2 separate regions of the Homo sapiens genome follow, and region 1 is linked to region 2. A link is an interaction called in ENCODE POLR2A ChIA-PET data of the cell type or tissue named here. Cell type or tissue: IMR-90. All regions are shown on one strand.

The links. ChIA-PET counts read pairs that join two places held together with the same protein. Peaks named below come from ENCODE experiments on the same cell type or tissue, not always from the same donor. Only the 100,000 strongest peaks of a DNase experiment are listed, where the experiment ranks them.
Region 1: POLR2A ChIA-PET joins it to region 2 with 11 read pairs; 3 of 35 experiments call an interaction of 5 or more read pairs at or near these places.

The regions. Positions count from the first base shown.
Region 1 is chrX:12,359,161-12,361,660 of GRCh38, reverse strand. All of the region lies in intron 1 of FRMPD4 (FERM and PDZ domain containing 4), which reads right to left. Among named protein-coding and RNA genes, the nearest start is that of FRMPD4-AS1, 15 kb to the left of the region's middle. In IMR-90, no CTCF peak of the experiment used is centred here; a DNase peak (open chromatin) is centred at 1,100; H3K27ac peaks cover 1,393 bases.
Region 2 is chrX:12,309,878-12,312,377 of GRCh38, reverse strand. All of the region lies in intron 1 of FRMPD4 (FERM and PDZ domain containing 4), which reads right to left. Among named protein-coding and RNA genes, the nearest start is that of FRMPD4-AS1, 64 kb to the left of the region's middle. RefSeq lists an enhancer at 2,227-2,500. In IMR-90, no CTCF peak of the experiment used is centred here; no DNase peak of the experiment used is centred here.

The DNA.
Region 1 (2,500 bases), 49 kb before region 2:
AAATACACAAAAAATAATGCAAAAACGTGTCATTTTCTCAAAATATTTGAAAATCACTGGGTTCAAACTGCATCTAGCAAGTTGCATCTAACTTTTTCCCTGTGAGCAGAAAAAGCTAACCAATCAAATCTTAGGGAATGGAAAGACAGGACTGGCATTCCCAGCAAAGCCCAGTGGCTCATCCACCTGCTCTTCTGCATTAAAGCAAGCCTGCTCCTGTGGTTTCTAAATTATCACAGAGAGGTGATGTCAAGTTGAGCCTGGAACCTTTCCAGAGTTGGCAAACCCATTATTCCCCTTGACAATTTTATTGCTTATGCAGTCCTACAGAGGTTTCCTTAATATTCCAACTGAAATTTCATTGTTCTGGCTATTTGTAAAAGCCATCTCTTAACCAAACAGAAGTATTCTTTGAAATGTACCTTAAATGCTAGATTCAGAAAAGTGCAATGTCAGGATTGCACAGTCTGACATAGTTCAAGAAATAACCAGTTTGCATTATTTTGTAAGATAAGGCCATTAAACTCAACAATTACACTGCATTGACTCATTGTTTTTTCAGAGAAATTTCATCTTCTCTAATGACTGTGAGCTGACAAAATGAGAACAAAATTGGGTGACTTCTGTGATCATTTTCCAAAGCCTCAGAGCTTCCTTTAGGTCTGCAGGGTTCAAAATACTTACCGTTTTTTTTTTTTTTTTTCTTTTCATGGCTTGAGATTTTAGCAAAAAAAAGCCATAGAATACAAGAAGCTACAGATGTCTCTGAGTTTCTCCCAAGTGACTAGAAAATAAATAAACCATAAAGCAGAAGCATAACTCTCAGAAAACTACATTGTTTGAACACCAAATAATTGTCAAATACACTCATTTCTTGAAATAGTTTCCCAAAGATTTGGTTGCCGTCTCTATGGAGGAACATGTAGCATGGACTCAGAGTTTGGCAATCAATTAGTTTGTAACTAGTAAGGAAATGTCAGGAATTACCCAGAGCATGATGAGATTTTAGTACCTGTTAAGTTTGTGGGAAGATAAGAAGGAATTTGTATCAGTTGGCCTGCATGACTACTCTTAACATCTCAGAAGACTGTTAACCAATAGTGACTCAGACTTGTTCATAATTGGAATTTGAGTAAAAGGGAAATGACACAGCAATCTTTTTTTCATCTTTTTTCCCCCTACATGTTTAGTTTTGATATAAAAAAAACGAGGCTGAAAACATCAGGCTTGCCAATGTACATATATGGATGGTTGCCCTCAACTAAGGCATCCCCATATGTTCCCAGTGAACTATATATTTTCAAGCTCAACTCACTAAGTGGGCCAATCTTTTGCAAAATTTTATAATTACCAGAGTTTGGTCTCAATGCCTCCTAATCCCAACCAGATTCAGGATAGAATCAAAATGAACTTATTCACACTGAGACATACATGGCTGGTATCATTTAATTGGGTCCATAACCTAAAATATCAAATTCCTTTAATGATCAAGGTATAGTGCAGTATGTACAGTATGTACCTGAACCACTATGTTTGTAACATTCAACTTGATAAGCCTACCAGGGAAACAAACATAAAAGCAAAAGCAAACTTTGAACAATCAAAGAATGCTATTAAAAATAGAAAAGTAGCATTAACTCAAAATCTCAGAAGGGGCAGCTCCATCAAGCGTGATTCACAGGCTCAGTCAAGTCCCAGGGATGGCCTTAAATGTCTATTGTGGTCATCACCAAATGAGGTAGAGATTTTGATGTCACACATGAGACACCGAGGGTCCCCAACCTTGTCCTCCAATAGATGAACTATAACCAACTGCATAAGTGTGAGAAAGGAAAGAGGAAAACCGCTCCCTCCCCGGATGCCCTGCTTTCCAAAAGAATGATGGAACTTTGTGGCCAGGCACGGTGGCTCACGCCTGTAATCCCAGCACTTTGGGAGCCCAAGGCGGGTGGATCATGAGGTCGGGAGTTCAAGACCAGCCTGACCAACATAGTGAAACTCCATCTCTACTAAAAATATAAAAATTAGCTGGGCATGGTGACGCATGCCTGTAATCCCAGCTACACTCGGGAGGCTGAGGCAGGAGAATCGCTCAAACCTGGGAGGCAGAGGTTGCAGTGAGCCAAGACTGCGCCACTATACTCCAGCCTGGGCAACAGAGCAAGACTCCATTTCAAAAAAAAAAAAAGAAAAAAGAAAACAAAAAAAGAATGATGATACTTTGTTAAGAACACAGCAGTGGTTCCTTGAAAACAAACAACATGGCAGAAAATGAGAGTATGTGAACTTGACAAGATTTCTTATTTTCAATCAGATTAAGTTGAGAGTAATATTTACATTCTGAAAGGAGTTATACAGAAAACATTAATTTTATGTATATTTCTGTACTCCCACCCCCACATAATATGCTAAATATCCATAAGGGAAAATAGTTAAATGGGGACTATGCCCTGGATTTCCATCAGTTAGTTCATTCTATTCATCTCTATTTTTATAGCTT
Region 2 (2,500 bases):
GGGAGGCTGAGGCAGGAGAATGGCATGAACCTGGGAGGCAGAGCTTGCAGTGAGCCAAAATCGCACCACTGCACTCCAGCCTGGGCAACAGAGCGAGACTCCATCTCCAAAAAAAAAAAAAAAAAAAAAAAAAAAAAAGTAATGGAGCAGAGTTGAAAAGGAAGCAAATAGGAATTATATAAATAAAAATATAAAAACTAATTAAAAAACCCAATGGACACCTTTAACAGAAAATCAAGCAGAGCTGAAGAAAGAATTATTGAACTGGAAAATGAAGCAGAATAAATTATCCAGAGTGGAGCACAGAGATGTTGGTAAATACAGAAGAGAGGGTAAAAGATATAGAGACTCCAGTGAGAGTATCTAACCTACATTTACTAAAGAGTATTGAAGAGAGGCAATACTTGAAGACGTAAGATCTGATAATATTTTACTCTGATAAAATACATTATTATACAGCTTCAAGAAGTCCAAATTACCAAAGAACAAAGAGTATAAATGAAAAGAAAACACAAAAATTAGAAATGAAATACATATCTAGAAATGTATATATTTTTAAAGTACCCAGAGTAAAAAAGATATTATCTTGAAAAGAATTATGAGACTTAAAGCGGACTTCTCAGCAACAACGGAAGTTACAAGACAGTGGAATTATACCCTTAATGAGCTAAGAGAAAATAATTGCCAACCTAGAATAATATAATCAACAAAAATACCTTTTAAGAATAAAAAGCAAAATAAATACATTTTTAAGGCAAATTAAAATAGAAATAGTTGACCACCAACAGAGGCACTTGAAATGAAATTCTAAAGCATATATATAAACCAGGTTAAAAAAAAAGAAGAAAGATGCCAGAAGAAATTCTTAAGATGCATGAAGAAAAGAAGTTCAAAGAAAATACAAAATATATTTGGGTAACTCCAAACCAACACTGACCGTATCAAGCAAAATTCATCTTATCTTGTGAGACAAATTAAAATACACGATAACAATAACAGCATATACAGTAATTTTATGGAGTTTAAATATTTTTCTTATTCCATGGGAGAAGGATAAAAATATTGATTAACTTTAGATTTTGATAGCTAACAATTCATGTTTGATTTTTTATGGTAACCACTAAAGGGAGAGAAACCTGCCAAGTCAGATAGCCCTGGAAATGTGTCACACCCATACCCAGTCATCATTGGCAGTAGATGCACAAGATAGATGGAAGCAGAAAAGTCCCTGCCTTGGCAAGCCCAGCTTTCCTCTGCGCCCTTTCCCCCTGCCCCGCCAAAAAATATAAGACAACAACCAAAAAAATAGACAAGGAACATGGAATCATTGAAAGAAACACAAAGCACAAAAGAAGATGGTAGATTTAAATCTATGCATGTGAATATCCATCATTACAAAATAGTAAAATAAAAGCTGAAGTTATAAGATAAAGTCAGATTAAAATTTTTAAAATTCCAACTTTATGCTGTTTGTATGAGACATATAAAATTCAAGGCAACAGAAAGAAAGTTCAAGGATAAATAAAGCATCAAGAAATCTAGAGAGGAACATCCACCTACCAGCAGAAATAGGGTGGAAAATTTAATCATTGATTTTCTTGCCTGCTGAGCAGATAAAGATTTCTGATATTAGGGTACTGCCCTAATTGAAAATAGTTACCCATTATGATCAGCTTCTCAAATTAAGTTAACCTGGCTGCATTGGATTGGGGATAACAAAGCTTCATCAAGAATTGCTCCTTTTTTGCTCCATATGAATACATTCCCTATGAATATGAATGCTATTTTATGCTGGATATACCTCAAGAAAAACTACTGATTTATGACAATGATATTTATTTACTGAAGGCAAGTTGAGAAACTGGGTTGCTGATGGTTTCTGAATTTTATTTTAATGGTTTCTGTCAGGCCTCTGAGCCCAAGCCAAGCCATCGCATCCCCTTGACTTGCACGTATACGCCCAGATGGCCTGAAGTAACTGAAGAATCACAAAAGAAGTGAATATGCCCTGCCCCACCTTAACTGATGACATTCCACCACAAAAGAAGTGAAAATGGCCGGTCCTTGCCTTAAGTGATGACATTACCTTGTGAAAGTCCTTTTCCTGGCTCATCCTGGCTCAAAAAGCTCCCCCACTGAGCACCTTGCGACCCCCCACTCCTGCCCACCAGATAACAAACCCCCTTTGACTGTAATTTTCCTTTACCTACCCAAATCCTATAAAACGGCTCCACCCCTATCTCCCTTCGCTGACTCTCTTTTCAGACTCAACCCGCCTGCACCCAGGTGATTAAAAGCTTTATTGCTCACACAAAGCCTGTTCGGTGGTCTCTTCACATGGACGTGCATGAAAGTTTCCTTTCATTTTCACTGAGAATAGGCTAGAAGGGCAGTGCTCAGAACACAAATGAGTAGAATCCAATCTGTGGGGACCTGTTAGCTTTGCTCCTGCACAAGCACAGATGTCCTTTGTGATTCAATCAGCAACTCTCACACCAAG